6 separate regions of the Homo sapiens genome follow, and regions 1, 2, 3, 4 and 6 are each linked to region 5. The links are chromatin contacts, found by Hi-C or POLR2A ChIA-PET in ENCODE. All regions are on one chromosome and are shown on one strand. The core of a region is the stretch at or near the end of the contact, and the rest is flanking DNA. Distances in the headings are between cores, read along the strand shown.

Region 1 (2,741 bases), core at 16-2,515, 8.8 Mb after region 5:
GAATGCCCTTTTCATAGGCACACAGTGACTAAAATATTTGGGGCATGAATTCTCTAGGGGTGACAATAATAAGTGTCATTTTTCATGCTTCTGTTGCACACATAATTATATTTATCTCTAAGGAAAATCAGAGAGTGGGGTGTGGCCTCCCTCAGTGCCACCTGGGCCAGTTGTCTCCCCACATCACCAAATCTGTTATTTCACAGGCTCTAGGACACCCATAGAGGGGGAGTGAGGGACCTGGTATGGTCCCGTGAAGAGCTCTTGTAACACTACTGATTGATGTGACAGACACAGTATGTGTGCAACTTTCCTTTTTCCTTCAAAAGCACTGGTCTAAAGCAGGGATCCCCAACCCCTGGGCAGCAGACAGGTACAGGTTTGTGGCCTATTAGGAACAGGCCACACAGCAGGTGAGCAGGGCTAGAGGATTATGCCTGAGCTCCAGCTCCTGTCAGATGAGCAAAGGCATTAGATTCTCATAGGAGCACAGACCTGATTATGAACTGCGCATGTGAGGGATCTAAATTGCGCCTTCTCAAGAGAATCTAATGCCTGATGATCTGAGATAGAAGAGTGTCATCCCATCTTGCCCCCCACCCCAAACTGTCTTCCATGAAACTGATCCCTGGTGCCAAAAAGGTTGGGGACTGCTGGAAGTGCTTGTCCCCTGGGTTAAAGCCAAGAGGAGTAAACAGGATTAAGGGGCGTGGATGTGGGTGGGTGGGGGAAGAGAGCTTTCTCAGGATCGGCAACCAATCCCAGAATCTCCAGTCGCAGGAGCATGTATGTGAAGGTTTATTTGCAGGGATCCACCGTTTGTAAAATAGTACACGCTTAATAAAATTAATTTTGAGGTCAATCTTAACTGACAGATCTCTTCTTTCTTACTGGCGAGTATTTGTAAAATAAGAAAAACAGGAGGAAAAGAGAACAAACAAGAGAGATGTGGGATGACGGAGTAAGGAAAGGAGTCACGGAGAGGAGAGACAATGTCTGTGGCTGTTCCCTCAGCGTCTGGGAGAAGAGCCCAAGAATCCCATTGAACTGAGGGGGAGGAAAGGCCCTCCTGCGGCCTACCGCAAGGAAACGATCGCGGCAGACCCGGGACTAGCGCCAAAGGGCTTGGAAGGGCGGCGTTAAGAAAAATGGGCCGTACCTACAACTTCTTTCGCAGCCCTCGCTGGCCCGGGAGCGGCCCAGGAGCCCAGTGACCGTTGCGTAAGCCACGCGCCACCCAGGTGGGCAGGGTGGTGACGCGAAAGCCCGGATAGACTTCCGCGCAGGGGCGGGGCGGGGCGAGGAGGCGGCAGCGCGTTTAAGTGACGTCTTGGCTGTCCGCGCCGGCAGAGGCGAGGGTTCTGGGGTTTCTGGGACTGTCTGGTGTGTTTTCTGTCTATTGAACCCTTTCCTTTCGACGTCTCTTCTGAATATTGACTCATCGGGTTGTAGAAATCCAGGGACAGAGTTGACATCACTGGGCATTTTAGCCAAAAAGCAGTGCTCGGGACTGCATGTGCCAGAAGTAAACTTGTCAAAACTCAGATTGTGTTTCCCCTAAAGTCAGCTTAAAGTGCAATGGTAGAAGAGCACGGTCTCTCCCCAAGACGGCCTGAGCTTAAACTGCAGCGCTGTCACTTGCTAGCTATGGGACCTAGGCAAATACATCGTCTCCCTGAGGTTGTCTTCTCATCTGTAAAGGACGCTGTGGTGGTGGTGTGAGAATAAATGAGACATGGCAAGTGTCTGGAACAAAGACGCTGTGTACAAAGTAAACACTTAATATACTGTTATCAGTATAAAACCTTTGTGAGTTTTTTTTTTTTTTCCGCATGAAATCTTATGTGGAAAGTTGTATGTGAAAGAAATGAAAGCGGAGCTGCGTTGATGGTGGGCCCAGAAGCTTTGGCCTTTCAGTCCCAAAGTTTCCAGTAATAGAATCCGCGCTTCCTATAAAAGACAAAAACAACTGTTATTGGAGAAAGTGTAAACTTCTTAGAAAGACAAACTGCCCTTTCCTATCTAATGTTTCTCCTGACACTCAATGTTTACTCTTGAACACTGTATTCCTTTTTGCCTCAGTGCGTTCTGTAAAGTTAATTCCTCTACCGGAGTGTTCTTTTTCTTAGTCATCATCTAAGATCTGATCCAAATTACCGTTCCTTCTTGGGTAACTTAAATACGAAATTATCTTTTTATTGGTTTTGTTGACGTTGTTGAGACAGGGTCTCACTCTATTACCCCGGCTGGAGTGCAGTGCGATCTAGGCTCCCTGCAGCCTCCTCCTCCTTGGTTCAAGCGATCCTCCTGCCTCCTGAGTAGCTGGGACTACAGGTGGGCACCACTACCCCCGGCTAATTTTTGTATTTTTAGTAGAGAGGAGTTTCACATATTGCCCAGGAGGACTTGAACTCCTGGACTTAAGTGATCTGCCCGTCTTGGCTTCCCACAGTACTGGGATTACAAGCGTGAGCCACCACAGCCCTGCCCTTTTTATTGTTTTTAACACCTTCCCTCCTTCAACGTGTTATAGACATCTCAGCAAGGATTTATTTTTCTTCCTCGTTTCAGGAGAGTAGACAGGGTTTCATGATTATAGGGTTAAGGAAATGTTTTGTACTCATGAAAAGGAAATGTTTTGTACTCACAGGAAAAGCAGGTAGATCCCTAAAGATAATGGGAGTTGGGACAAATGGTAAACCTGGGAAGGAAGACCTTTGCTAGGAGTCTGTTTGCCTCCA
Region 2 (2,700 bases), core at 55-2,554, 7.0 Mb before region 5:
AAGAGGATTTCCTTCTAGAGAGAGAATAAAGAACACCAAGAGTCCAACAATTACCATCTTGTATAGGAGAAAAACAATGCAAAGGAAAAAACGTGCAACCAGCAGATAAAATACTTATGTCAACCCAGGTTCTAAGGACCTTTTCCCAAAGTATCCCTCTAAACTGGTAACATTAGCTTAGGGCAGAGTCAAGAAGAAAGTTATGCCATTAACACAGATGAAAATACTGAACGTTTTCTATGAAAAGTCACCCGATTAAACACTGCCAAGAGGGAAAAACAGTGCAAGTCCAGTAAAGCACGAGACACGTAGAAAATTCAAGCTATGTAGCCAAATCGCTCTCTCTGAAGAAAACAGCAAGCCAACTGAACCCAGCACGGAGTGGAAGGCGTAAAGAGCTGTCATCGTGGCGGTAACAACTCCACCGGGCGGCTGAGCGTCTAGAAAGAGGCTGCGGTTCCTGGTTCCACATCAGGAGGCACTCTCCACAAGGTCTACACCGCCGCTCCCGGGAAGGCACCTCCAGGGCGGCCAGCAAGCCCCCCGAGTGGGGACAGGCAGTGCCTTCCTCGCCTCGTCCCCGCGCGGCGTGGCCCGGAGGTGGCCCACTCGCCCCGCCCCCGCAGGCCGCGGCTCCAGGGGGCGTCCGGCCGCCCTCCCGGGGCCCCGAACCCGCGCCAGCCGCACCGCGCCTGCCCTCTTCCTGGACCCCGCGAAGCACCTGCCTGGGCCCCTCTTCGAAAGACTGGGAGGAAGGAGTCAAGGAGCTGCCGGGGAGGCTGACAGAGCCAGAGGCTGGAGCTCCCCTACGGGAGCCGGGAGCATAACCCTGCTCCTCCCGCCAATGGGGGCGACAAAAGCCGTGGAAGGTTGCTCAGGGGCTGGATCTCCTGCTGTCCGGGCCCCAAGCCCTCTCAGCTGTGGAGTTTCGGTTGGTGCACGAGGGCTCGAATTTCCTCCGCACACCGGAGACCCAAGACGGGACGGTGTTGCGACTTGGGGGCTGGGGTGAGGGAGGGCTCGGCGCGAGCGGACGGCACCGCACAAAGGAAGAGGGGACTGAGGGGAGACGAGGGGACTGAGGGGAGACGAGCGTCCCGTTACCTCGATCCTCGACCCTGTTCTTCCTGATGTCGCTAAGGTTGCAGCCACGTTACCACGCTCCCAGAGCCCCGGCCGCCCTCAGCGGAACCTCACCAACCCCGCGCGAGCACCCGGCGGACGCGCGCTCTCCTGCGCGGCCCCGCGGAGCCCCGGCGGGCGCTTGGCGTCCTCTCGCCTCAGCCCCCGCGAGCCGCGGCCTCTGGGGGCGGGGCGGGCTGGGCGGGGCTGCGCACGGCACTCTGGGAAGTGTGGTTCTCGGGACCTCCTCCCCGAGGCCACCCCCACGGCCTCGCCCCCGCGGCTCCCTAGTGGGCGGCCGGGTCTCAGGGACTGGGCAGTGTTGCCCGGCCTGGTGAAGGCGGACCAGGGCGTGGCGGAGGTCCCCATAACAAATCTTGAAATAAAACACTGCCTAAATACCTTTGAGCTTATCCATGCTTCACTTCTGCGGCGGTACAAAATTTAGTTTCTTTGTATGTCCATCAAATCCCCTTCTGCGGTTGTGAGTGTTCCTGGGATTTATGTCTTTGAAAAAAGAAGGGGAAAAAAAGGTTTGCATTTATTCCTGTGTCACTTTCACCACGTGCTCTACAAAGGATATACAAAACAACTGTGTTTATAAATACACACCCACAGTTTGTAAACCTAAGGAAGCAGTTGATTGACCTGAGAGCTCGCTGCTAAAAAGCAGTGCAAGTGGCCATGCGCGGTGGCTCACGCCTGTAATCCCAGCACTTTGGGAGGCTGAGGCGGGCGCATCACGAGGTCAGGAGTCGAGACCATCCTGGCCAACATGGTGAAACTCCGTCTGTACTAAAAATACAAAAATTAGCTGGGCGTGGTTGTGCGTGCCACCAATCCCAGCTATTCGCAAGGCTGAGGCAGGAGAATTGCTTGAACCCGGGAGTCGGAGGTTGCAGTGAGCTGAGATTGTGCCATTGCACTCCAGCCTGGCGACAGAGCAAGACTCCGTCTAAAAAAAAAAAAAAAAAAAAAAAAAGCAATGCAAGTAAAAGTGCTGTTGAAATGAATTAATTTTTCTATAATGTCAATAAAGTGGAATGTGTGAGGCGGGAGATCAAGAGACAGCAAAAAAACAAAATTTTTTTTAAAGAAAGATATTCCCCTAAATGTGTCTTTTGCCAGACTAACCTCAAACTTTCACAATCCTAGGAGTCTATTTCAGAATAAATTTAATCCTAGGACCTTTATTAATATTAACACATATGAACATTAGCACATTGATTTTAATAGAAATGAACATATATATATCTGTATATATATATGCATCTTCTATAAAAACCCCAAAGCAACTATTTGAATTTGAAATTTTATTTCTAGAAAAAAAATCACATTTTTTACATTGAAATATAAATAATTCTTAATATTTCAAAATATTCCTCTTTAGAGCATTAGTATTTTGCACATTTAATGCAAATACCTTTAGAAAAATAGAGTAAGATGAGTTTTAAAGAAGTATGCAGTGAAGAAAAGTCATAAAATGTGTCTGGAACGTGATGTAAAAATTGTTGGGACTCAGAAATCGATACCCCAAAATATGGTGCTTTGCCGCGCTGAACTGAGGAAGCAGCTTCA
Region 3 (2,700 bases), core at 111-2,610, 6.8 Mb before region 5:
ATGAAGTAAGCCTGATTACAAGCTGCTTTGGACAGTCTGGGTTTCCAACTTTGTTTGTCGGTTTGTTTAATTTTTGCCTCTCAAGTTTATTATCCAGTATTATGTGTGTTGCCCTCTGTTCCTCCTCCAGCATGTGTGCCTATTTTCACAGCTTTTCTCCTCCACGAGTTTCCAAGGGCCACAACTGGTCCTAGCAAAGCCTTGTGAATGAAATCCAGCAATTGGAGCAGACAACTTGGTTAAGAAAACAAAAACAAAAAACCAAGAAACCCTTCAAGATACGAGGGCTGAGTCTCTGGACTATCTCCTCTTGCTGTAACCGCCCAAGGGGTTCACCTTTCCCGCTTCCTAGACAGAGCTGATTCATCAAGACAGGGGAATTGCAATAGAGAAAGAGTAATTCATGCAGAGCCAGCTGTGTGAGACCGGAGTTCTATTATTACTCAAATCAGTCTCCCTGAGCATTCAGGGAGCAGAGGTTTTTTCTTTTTTTTTTTGATACGTAGTTTCACTCTTGTCGCCCAGGGTGGAGTGCAGTGGTGCGACGTTGGCTCACTGCAACCTCCACCTCCCGGGTTCAAGCGATTCTCCTGCTTCATCCTCCTGAGCAGCTGGGACTACAGGCGCGTTTACCACCATGCCCAGCTAATTTTTGTATTTTTAGTAGAGACGAGGTTTCACCACGTTGGCCAGGCTGGTCTTGAACTCCTGACTGCAAGTGATCCCGCCTCGGCCTCCCAAATCAGTCATAATTTTGCAAAGGCGGTTTCATTCCCATAACGAAGTATTATTCAAAAATATGGCTAAGACCTGCGTCCTTCCGCAACAACTTACTCCCTAAAAAAACCAGAGCAGGGCCAGGCGCGTTGGCTGAGGCCTGTAACCTCAGCACTGTGGGAGGCCCAAACAGTTGGATTATTTGAGCTTGAGAGTTGGAGACCAGCCTGGGCAACATGGCAAAAATCTGTCGCTACAAAACATACAAAAATTAGCCAGGTATGGCGGTGTGTGCCTGTAGTCCCAGCTACGTCGGGGGCTGAGACAAGAGACTCGCTTAAGCCCAGGAGGTTGAGGCGGCAATGAGCTGAAATCGCGCCCCTGCACTGCAGCCTGGGCGACAGAGCCAGACTCTTGTCTCAAAAAACAAAAACCAAAAACCCAGGGCAGCAAGTCTCTCTCAAACCCCTTGGCTTCTTTCCCACTTATTCCCGTTCCAGTTCCTCGTCTGTTTCACCTTTCCTTTCCTCTGACACTTTCTTGGTAGTTCCCTGCGTCCCCAAGTAAGCCTGCGCAGACTGGGAAGTCTGGGAAGTCGGAGAAGGAAGGCGCTACCAAGCCGGCAACGCACGACCTTTGCTTTGCGGCGCGGCCGTAAAGCGCCATTACGCAGAGAGAAAGTTACGAGGTTCGTGGCCGCGGTTTCCCCAGGCAGCTGGCGCTGGAGGCTTCGGCGTCACGTGCTGGTCTGGATTTTTCTCGATGCACTGGGGAAAGCGGTGGACTCTTATCGTGGGAGGGCTCTTGATCTGTGATTTATAGATAGGCACAGCTACTCCCGTTCGGGAACCCAACGGCAGACAGGTCCTAGTGCCCATCAGATACCCGCGGCCGGGACTCGGAGCTGTGGGGTGTGGGGAGGCGGAGGCACCAACTAAGAGCGACCTAGCATCGCAAAGCCGCCCTCGGGGCGCTCATGGCGGGACGCCTCCTGGGAAAGGCTTTAGCCGCGGTGTCTCTCTCTCTGGCCTTGGCCTCTGTGACTATCAGGTCCTCGCGCTGCCGCGGCATCCAGGCGTTCAGGTATTCCACCCTCCTACTACCGGCTCCTTTGCCCTAGACCTTGAGTTGGGGGTGGGAAGCAGCTTTTTTTTCTGGCGTATTCTGTAGGCTTTGCTTTGCCTCTCGGGTTTTTATAGTCATATACAAGTTTTCAAAAAGGCTCTAAAATATTTTATCTGCCTTTTGAGGAAAACGAGTGGCAGGGACCCTTCTTGACTTCTGATTTTGAAATTTGCCATTCTCTGTAAATCATTGTTAGTATCACGAGAGAGTTTAAATAGCAATTGTTTGGGGTGGTGGTGTCCCGTGCCATTTTTTTATGGTTAATACTTAAAACATTATTATTAGTATTAATACATGTACATAGTTAAAACAACTTGAAAATGTAAAATGAAAAGTAAAATCACTATTCCCCCTGTCCCCTTTCCAGGGTGGACAATATATTATATTTACTATCTACCTCCTTTTTTTTAATAATTTGTCTATTGTGGTTAAATTTAGGGATTTATGGTGTCTTACACTGCCTCCTTCTGTTCTTCCCTTCTCCAGTTTTTATTCTTTGAGTTAGTAAACACAGGGTCCTAGGTGCAGCAGCCTTTTCTTATTTTATAGATATTAAAAGTCTTGAATCTACAAAGATGATAATTAGAAAAATCTATTTCCTAAATAATTTACTTACTGTTGGTCAATTGTTCTGTGTCTTTTTGGTCCTGTTTCCTTCTGTTGCTTTTTCTCGAACATGTGATGGGCACTGGTTATCTGTCTATATTTTGATTAATATGAGTAATAGGTCTTGTTTTCAGTACATGGGTCGCTAATTGACTTTTGGCTCTGTACCAGGTTGCCTAGATAGGAAGGTTTCAGTTGAGGGCATGTGAGCAGGTACCAGATGGGTAGACTGGGAACCTGCCTTTTGCTTCA
Region 4 (2,700 bases), core at 167-2,666, 9.0 Mb after region 5:
CTGCTAAAGAATATTTTGAAAGATAGTAACATAAGAGAATGACAGAAAGTCCATCTTTGAGGATTCAACTCTTAAATGGAGCTTCAGTGACCTTCTGCCGCCTCAAAAGTGTTTTCTTGTGAAGGCTTTCATTCTCACCCTCTCCCCCAGTACTGGTAAACAAAGGGATGGATTCAAAATGCAACTCTGATTATGTCTGTCTTGCTTAAAATTCTTAAAACCTTTTGGAAACTTATGAAATCCTCAGCAGGGCACGAGTCCTAGATCATGTCATTTCTCTCTTCCATTTTCCTCTGAATTCCTAGATACATCCTAAGCTCTACCTGAAGGTCTTCCCCAAATGACAGATGTAACCTCTCTGTGCCTGGAATACTCTGACTTCCCTTTCCATTAAGTAACATAGGGATTATTTCACTCATGAAAAGCGTCAAGACTTTTCTGACACCAGTTCACCCCACGGGAAGCTTTCGTCTCTGATGGGCTAATAACTCCTCTAGCAAACATTCTCTACCTGCCCATCATAACACTTGTCAAAAGGTATCCTAATGGTTTCTTTATGTAGCCGTTTAAGGCATTAGATAATGAGCTCCTCAAAAATAGGAAATTCCTGATCTTGGTATTTGCATTTATTAAACCCCGTGTTCAATAAAAATTTCTCACACACACAAAGTGTTAGCATTTCGGGTCGAGGGCCAGAAGCTAGTGAAGCAAACCGATTTCATTTATTCCTCTTCCTGCTTTTTCTCCCTAGCACTTATTACCTACATATCACCACTTAACATCCTACATTTTCAACTTTACTTTCTGTCTCGTCCCATTAGAATGGAAGAGCCACTGGGCAATGACGGGAGTGTCTGTGTTGTACAAAGTCACTAAAAAAAAATTGATAAATATTTGTAGAATGATCTTGAGTGACGATTGAATGTAATGTGACAAGACAGACTAGCCCTTGTCTTCAGAGGGTCTGGAGACAGCAGTTAGGTGTAAAATGACTAACTGTGATGAGGGCCAGGAAGGCACGGTCCCATACGACTTCTCTAGGCGGGGAATGGGGCAGGGAGGAGCAGATGCCGCAAGGCAGAGCAGCACAGAAGGGAAGGTCTGTATGTCAGCGAGACTGAGTTAAATTTAAGTGAATCTCGCAGCTGGAAAGTATCTTCTAGATCTCCGATCCTCCCCTGTCACTTTACAGACCCTGAAACGATGGCCAGCAGCCGAGTCACTAGACAGCAGAGCCGGGAAGCAGCGGCTCCTGGAAACATCGTAGGCCTCGCCCCTCCGGCTCAGGGCGGCGCCGCAGGCCCAGCGGGCACCGGGCCGTGGTGTGGCCCCCCTACCTGCTGTTCAGCGGCCGCACTCGCACGCAGACGGCCACGGCTCCTTCCTCCGCCATCCTATCAGGCTGAACTGGTCCCAGGAAAATGGCCAGGACCCTCCGCGGCCGGCACTTCAGGGCTCACAGGCCGCCCCGCCTTTAAATTTAAAATTTCCCAAACGCCGCATCTGATTGAGCCGTGGCCTCGTGACGTCATGGGCCATTCCACGTGCGGAGCAGCGCGGGGGACGCAAGGCGGGCGGCGTGACCACTGCTAAACAGGAGAGGGGATTTAAAGGGCCCAGCAGAGAGTCGGAGGAGAGGGCCGAAGGGAGGGGCTCCCAGGAGTGGGCAGAGAGTGGTGGTCCTGGAATACCAGAATACTATTATCTGCCAAAAGCTAGCGAACGTCATCCTCCACCCCATCCTTAAAAAGTTTGGAACCTGTAGACGAAACTAGGTAGAGATACATGTATTTTTCACTACCCAAACAGAATTGCCGTCTTTTAAAGAAACTGCACCAACAGTTTAAAATAAACTTTCAACAGCAAGAGTTGAAATTCGCTGTCCAGTCCAGAAACGTGACAAGCCTGTTGTGCGCCTTAGAAAATCTGAGTTTAGGCTTTTCTCCTGTTTCTCTCTCTCTGTAACTCGTTTCCATTAGCTGTGGCTTCCTCAGAGGTTGAATTAGGGAAAATAAATACCGAGGACTGAAAAACTCATTGAGTAATGGGTTGATACTTTTTTTTTCTTCTTTTTTTTGGAAACGGAGTCTCGCTCTGTCACCCCAGGCTGGAGTGCAGTGGTGCTTATCTCTGCTCATTGCAGCCTCCACCTCCTGCATTCAAGTGATTCTCCTGCCTCAGCCTCCCCAGTAGCTGGGATTACAAGGTGCCCGCCACCACGCCCAGGTAATTTTTGTATTTTTAGTAGAGACGGGGCTTCGCCATGTTGGCAAGGCTGGTCTCAAAGTCCTGACCTCAGGTGATCCACTTGCCTCGGTCTCCAAAAGTGCTGGGATTAAAGGCGTGAGCCACCGCTCCTGGCCTGGTTTGTTACTTTTATTAACTAAGAGGGAAAGCTATTCTAAATACAGTGATTTTTTCCCAAAAATAATGCTTATTTTCCCTTTCTTCTCTCTCTCTCTTTTTTTTTTTTTTTTTTTTTTAAATAAACATGAGTTCTTGCTTTGTCACCTAGGCTAGAGTGCAGTAGGCTGAACACAGCTCACTGCAGGCTCAACTCCTGGCCTCAGCCCAAGTGGGGTTCCCACCTTAACCTCCTGAGTAGCTTGGATTACAGGCACATCACAAGCCCAGATAATTTTTAAATTTTTTTGTAGAGACGGGGTGGTGGGGGGATTAGGGTAGGGAGTGGGGTCTCAC
Region 5 (2,744 bases), core at 223-2,722:
ACTGCGCCCGGCCAGGAGTATATATTCTTAAGCTAACATTTCCATCAAGATAGGTGAATTATATGCAAAAGAAAGGAAATCAGTGTATCGAAATGATATCTGCATTCTCATGTTTGTTGCAGCACTATTCACAACAGCCAAGATTTGGAAGCAACTTAAGTGTCCATTAACAGGTGAATGAATAAGAAAAATGTGGTGCATATACACAGTGGAGTATTATTTCGCCATTAAAAAAAATGAGATCCTGTCATTTGCAACATGGATGGAACTGGAGGTCATTATATTAAAGGAAATAAGGCAGGCACAGAAAAAAAACTTGGTATGTTCTCATTTATTATATTTGTGGGAGCTAAAAAATTAAAACAATTGAACGTATGAGAAACGGTAGAACGATGGCTACCAGAGGCTGGGAAGGGTAGTGTGGGGCGGGGGAGGACCCCGGTGGTCGGTGAGCATGGTTAATGGGTACGAAAATACAGTTTGAATGAATAAGATCTAGTATTTGATAGCACAATAGCATGACTACAGTCAACAACAATTTATTGTACTTTTTTTTTTGAGACAAGAGTCTTGCTTTGTTGCCCAGGGTGGAGTGCAGTGGAGTGATCTCGGCTAACTGCAACCTCCGCATCCCAGGTTCAAGCTATTCTCCTGCCTCAGCCTCCCGATTAGCTGAGATTACAGGCGCCCGCCACTACGCCCGGCTAATTTTTTGTATATTTAGCAGAGACGGAGTTTCACCATGTTGGCTAGGCTGGTCTCAAACTCCTGACCTTGTGATTCACCTGCCTCAGCCCCCCAAAGTGCTGGGATTACAGGCGTGAGCCACCACTCCCAGCTTATTGTACATTTTTAAATGACTAAAATAACTGGATTGTTTGAAACACAAAGGATAAATGCTTGTTATGGATACCCCACTTACCCTGATATGATTATTACACATTGCATGCCTGTATCAAAATATCTCATGTACCCTATAAATATGTACACCTACTATGTACCCGCAAACATTAAAAATTAAAATATTTTTAAAAAATTAATTAATTAATCAAATTCCATTCTAAGAACAATCAAGCCGAAAGTGAGGAATTACTTTAAATGCTTTGAAGCTCAGCATCCCGGGGTTCTTATCCGTCACTAATTACCTATACATTTGCAGGTCTCAGTTTCTTTGCTTTGTAAACATAGGCTTCTTGTAAGGATTGGGATTATACACTGAAAAAGCTTAGCACAGTATTATTACTATTATGCTATCTACATTATATTATAGGTGAAACACTACAGATTATAATACATACAATATATACTAATTGTATTATATATTGTTATTTTTTGTCATTATGCTATTTACTATTGTTCTATTTAATAACTCTCTAGATAATTTAACAGGACAAAGGTACAGAACAATCTGGCCCTTACAAGCCGGCGGAGACGGGTACGAATTACCATGACAACAGCGCGCGCCTCGACATTGTCGGCTCGCGCGTTGTTTGGGAAGAAAAAGCCTAGGCTGCGTGTTGCGTCATCATTACGCGCTCTTAAGGTTTCTCCGTGGTGTTTTGGAAGGTCCCGGCACGGCTACCGTCGCCCCACGCTAGGAAATTTTTTTTTTATTTTCAACCTTTGTTACATAGCACTGAGGCTACAAGATCGTAAGTACTGAGGGAAGAAAGAACAAGCGAGCGATTGAACGTTAAAAAGATGCCTTAGCATGCACTCCACCTCTGAACCTTCCTGTGTGTTCTTAATCCTATCAGCTTCCTCTCAGCTGGGATCGCGCCGCGTCAACTTCCGGGCGGATGCCCGCCAGCACGGCCTCCGCCGCTCCCCTTCTTTGGCCCCTTTGTGTCCCCGCAGTGTCGAGGCGCGGGCCCTGGCAGGTCCTTTCTCGAGGCAGGGGGCACGGTAGCACAGGGAGCTTCTCTTTGTGGGCGGGCGCGAGGCCCGCTAGGGGGTTATACTGGGGAACGTGCCTGCGCGTGCTTGGGTAAGAGGAGGTTGCATGAGGGTCAGCTCGTGGTTTCAGTAAGGAGGGGCGGGCGGGGGAGGCGGACGAAGGGGAGTGAAAAGCAATGGAAAATTTTAAAAGATACCCCCGTCCACCTTCTAATTGTTGCGGCCTAACAATGAAGCGCAGCCATAACAGTCCTGAGCCACTGGCATGTTTGCGGGCCCTTTATTGCCTTGGGAATAAACTGCTGTGGCATTGTATCGTATATTGTTTTCATGGCCTTTTTTCCTCTCTTTATTTTTCCCCTGCAGATAGTTCATTTAAAGCCCCCATCCCTGCAAGGTGGTGCTTTCTACCAATATGAATCTTTTCAACCTGGACCGTTTTCGCTTTGAGAAAAGGAATAAGATTGAGGAAGCGCCCGAAGCAACCCCTCAACCTTCCCAGCCTGGCCCTTCTTCACCAATTTCTCTTAGTGCTGAAGAGGAGAATGCTGAAGGGGAAGTTAGCAGGGCAAACACTCCTGATTCAGATATAACTGAAAAAACAGGTGAGTTACAATGTTAAAATTGATGTAACATCAAGGACAGTTTTTAAAAGATGAAAGGCAGAAGGGATTCTCATTTTTATTCTTGATGTCATATATATTGATGCATTGTCCTGCGGTGTGCCCTTTTAAATACAGCTTTGGGACTGCCATAAGCACCATGTACCCTCAACTGAGCATCCATCCATTGTCGCCTCACTTTTATATGAGTTCTTCGAATATGGCCCCATGGTGGAAGTTGAAATT
Region 6 (2,736 bases), core at 168-2,667, 7.1 Mb after region 5:
CGCCCCGCGCGGAAGGAAGCGCCGGGCTCCCCCCACGCTCTCCCGCTCTCTCGCGAGTCCTGTGCAGGCCCTTCCAGGGGGAGGGGGAGGGGGAGGGGGGCGCGGAGGGAATTGCTGCAATGGAGCTCCAAGACAACCCTGCCCAAGTGAGGCAGTCGGTGGAAAGCCACGGCCACATAAAAATGCCGTATTAATTTTTAAAAAGCCATCAATCACCCCTCCCTCTGCAGAAGAAAACCATAAACCCGATCCCATGCAAGCCTGTGAGCAGAGCCACCCACTTCCTATTTCTGTCACAGCAGCTACACCCTACCAGCAACCACCCCCCGGGCGCCCCCTCCCACCACCGCCACCCCCGCCGCCACCTCCCCGCGGCTCAGCCATTTGCCAACTGACGCCCCCGTCAATAAAAATGCCCCAAGTGAGGCTGGGTGGGACGCGTGGGGGAAGGGCGCCGCGGGGGCGGGGGGTTCGCGGGGTTCGCGGGTTGCACAATATCCTAGAAGGTCCGCGGCTGGAGCGGACAGAGGAGAACCTGGGGCGGGGGAGGGGAGGAAAGGCGAGGCGAGGCAAGCTGCCCTGGCGCCTGCGGCACACGGTGCACCCAGGCCACCGCGGCGCTCCGCTTACCTTTCACCACCCTGTCGGTCGTCGACAACTTGGGATCAATTGCCTTGGGCTCGGACATCTCCAGCTGCCGGAGGACAGCGACGCGCTGCTCGTCCGTCCGACTGCACACCCCGACCGGACCGGCGGGCCAGACACTCAACGCCGCCGCCGCCGCCGCCGCCGCCGCGCTGCAAACCGCTCGGCTGGAGGTCTAGGCTCTGAGCTGGCTTTAAAGTTGCTGCCTTTTCCGCGCGTCCCTCCTCCGCCGCCGCCGCCTTCACTCCTCCTCCGCCGCTGCCGCCAGCCCCGCCGACTCGCTCCGGGCTGCGCGTGTGTGGTGGTTATTTATTTATTTTCTGAGCACGCCTCCCGGTTCTTCTTTTATTCTTGGGGGAAGGGGGATGGGGAGGAGAAGCGCACACACGAGCACCCACCCCGGCACGGAGACCCAGCACCGCGGAATGGAGCCCCACGCGCGCACACACGGCCAGGATTAAGACCGATCACATGGGGAAGGCCGGGGGCGAGGGAGGAGAGGCAGGGCCGCCGATGTCAGTGCCACCAGCCGCACCTTGGCGTCCCCGGCGGCGGAGAGGCGGCCGCCGCTGCTGCCGCTGCTGCTGCCGCTGCCGCTGTTGCTGCTGCCGCTGCCCCTGCTTCTCCACACAGAGCGCCGCCGCTGGTGCCGCGGCCGCCGGAGACGTCCCGCCGCCGCGATCGCCCGCGCTCGCCTCTGCCTCCCCGCGCCGCTCCTCCACTCACCAAGGCACAGCCGCCGAGCTCGGCAGACACAGTCCCGGGCACAACCTACCCCCCTCCGCCGCCGCCGCCGCCGCCAACACCGCGCCCGCCTCCGCCTCCTCCCCTTCCTCCTCCCGGCCCCCGCCTCTTGCGCGCCTGCAGCCTCCTCCTCCCCACTGAGCCCGCCCCCGACCTCCCGCCCCGACGCCGGAGTTCCTCGCGTTCATTGGCTAGAGGGCGCATCACTCAGTGCCAGGTGGCGGCCTCCCCGCTTGTCCCGCCTCCCGCTCCTCCTCATTGTCCCCGCCCCTTGCTCTGTTTTCTTCCAGCTGCCGGACCAGCGGGCCTGCCGCCTCTACGGACCAGTCCCTGCTCAGGTGTCACTTTTGCTGGCAGGCCGAGATTAGGGCAGGAGAGTGGGCAAGGCGTCGCGGCCAGGAGGAGAAGGGCTCTACCACGCCACCCTCCTTTGGCCTCCGAACGCGGACCCCGCACACACACACCCGCGCCTCTTTGGCAAGCGTGCCTTGTCGGCTGGGTTAAGCCGCAGTGTGAGTAGCCAAGTGCAGAGGGTGTCTCCGGGTGTGTGCGTGGCCCACAAGAGGGCAAGAAGAGAGAAGGCGGGGATAGGAGGGAAGAGGGTGGGGGTGAGAGGCAGCCCTGAGAGGGCGGAGGAAGGAAGAGGCTGGGAGCTCGGCGCCCGCGGCGCAGCTGCCGTCGCTGCCGCAGCTGTCCAGGGAGGATCGCCAAAACGGCGACGAATAAACAACTTACCTTGCGGAGAAGAGCTACGACTGCGATGCGGTGTACGGTTGTTTTTGCTTTTGCGTTGGCGGCTTAGGGGCTGTTACTGTGTCCCACCCAGGCGTGCACACCGAGCGGCGGGGCGCTGTGGAACGCGGGAGCGGACTAGCGGAGGAGGATGCGGACCAAGCCCCAGCGACCCAGGGCAACTCGGAGCTACCTCGGGCAGCCCTGCGGGTCTCCGAGGAGAACCGAGGAGACGGGAGAAACATGGGAGAGGGTGGCCTTTTCCCTGTTCACACACACATGCACGCAGCCACTGGCCGGGACAGTTGACACCCATCTTCCTTCCCTGCTCCTTCCAGTCATTCTACACCCGCTTGGTGCTGCCAGTGCGGGCAGGGCCTTGGAGCCCAAAGCGGATCCCCACACTTGTCCCTACGGTCGGAAGGAAAGTAGAGGAGAGAAAGTCAGGCGCGGCAGGGCTAAGAGCAATAGTGGCCCAAATGTTCCTGGCCCGCCTGCTGCGCCACAGAGTCTGAAAAGCGGGTCTCCGTCTACCAGAAGGTGACCTCCACACAGCCCCTCTCCCCGACCAACTGCAGCACCCAAGGACTGGCAACGTGGTTGGAGCTTTTGGGG

Evidence for each region. A loop is a pair of places that touch in the nucleus more often than their neighbours do. ChIA-PET counts read pairs that join two places held with the same protein, here RNA polymerase II (POLR2A). Pooled maps may share reads with other maps.
Region 1: a loop to region 5 is called in a pooled map, with 12 times the contacts of the local background. The contact joins the promoter of SLC9B1 here to the promoter of SMARCAD1-DT in region 5. A Hi-C loop is called at or near these places in 3 of 50 pooled maps.
Region 2: a pooled map shows a loop between it and region 5 (24-fold over the local background). The contact joins the promoter of KLHL8 here to the promoter of SMARCAD1-DT in region 5. A Hi-C loop is called at or near these places in 1 of 168 maps with a recorded cell type or tissue (CD8-positive, alpha-beta T cell) and 5 of 50 pooled maps. POLR2A ChIA-PET finds 5 or more read pairs at or near these places in 1 of 52 experiments (H1).
Region 3: a pooled map shows a loop between it and region 5 (18-fold over the local background). The contact joins the promoter of NUDT9 here to the promoter of SMARCAD1-DT in region 5. A Hi-C loop is called at or near these places in 5 of 50 pooled maps.
Region 4: a loop to region 5 is called in a pooled map, with 4 times the contacts of the local background. The contact joins the promoter of CENPE here to the promoter of SMARCAD1-DT in region 5. A Hi-C loop is called at or near these places in 2 of 50 pooled maps.
Region 6: a pooled map shows a loop between it and region 5 (17-fold over the local background). The contact joins the promoter of PPP3CA here to the promoter of SMARCAD1-DT in region 5. A Hi-C loop is called at or near these places in 6 of 50 pooled maps.

What each region holds. Positions count from the first base shown.
Region 1 is chr4:103,018,440-103,021,180 of GRCh38, forward strand. It overlaps SLC9B1 (solute carrier family 9 member B1), which reads right to left and starts at 1,266. Exons shown (of 12, transcript NM_139173.4): 1 at 1,160-1,266. It also overlaps a transcript of SLC9B2 not described here. RefSeq lists an enhancer at 1,107-1,607.
Region 2 is chr4:87,219,314-87,222,013 of GRCh38, forward strand. KLHL8 (kelch like family member 8) reads right to left here and starts at 1,305. Exons shown (of 10, transcript NM_020803.5): 1 at 1,105-1,305. RefSeq lists an enhancer at 307-919 and silencers at 425-694, 1,035-1,524.
Region 3 is chr4:87,421,213-87,423,912 of GRCh38, forward strand. NUDT9 (nudix hydrolase 9) reads left to right here and starts at 1,361. Exons shown (of 8, transcript NM_024047.5): 1 at 1,361-1,800. The coding sequence starts at 1,694. RefSeq lists enhancers at 1,130-1,179, 1,249-2,183.
Region 4 is chr4:103,196,927-103,199,626 of GRCh38, forward strand. CENPE (centromere protein E) reads right to left here and starts at 1,417. Exons shown (of 49, transcript NM_001813.3): 1 at 1,338-1,417. The coding sequence starts at 1,393. RefSeq lists an enhancer at 1,279-1,833.
Region 5 is chr4:94,206,084-94,208,827 of GRCh38, forward strand. It overlaps SMARCAD1-DT (SMARCAD1 divergent transcript), which reads right to left and starts at 1,473. Exons shown (of 9, transcript NR_125922.1): 1 at 1,447-1,473. It overlaps SMARCAD1 (SNF2 related chromatin remodeling ATPase with DExD box 1), which reads left to right and starts at 1,782. Exons shown (of 24, transcript NM_020159.5): 1 at 1,782-1,987; 2 at 2,263-2,501. The coding sequence starts at 2,312. RefSeq lists enhancers at 1,401-1,760, 1,859-2,362.
Region 6 is chr4:101,346,109-101,348,844 of GRCh38, forward strand. PPP3CA (protein phosphatase 3 catalytic subunit alpha) reads right to left here and starts at 1,418. Exons shown (of 14, transcript NM_000944.5): 1 at 631-1,418. The coding sequence starts at 688. PPP3CA-DT (PPP3CA divergent transcript) reads left to right here and starts at 1,669. Exons shown (of 2, transcript NR_033874.1): 1 at 1,669-1,901; 2 at 2,216-2,736. RefSeq lists silencers at 1-193, 214-573, 1,044-1,653.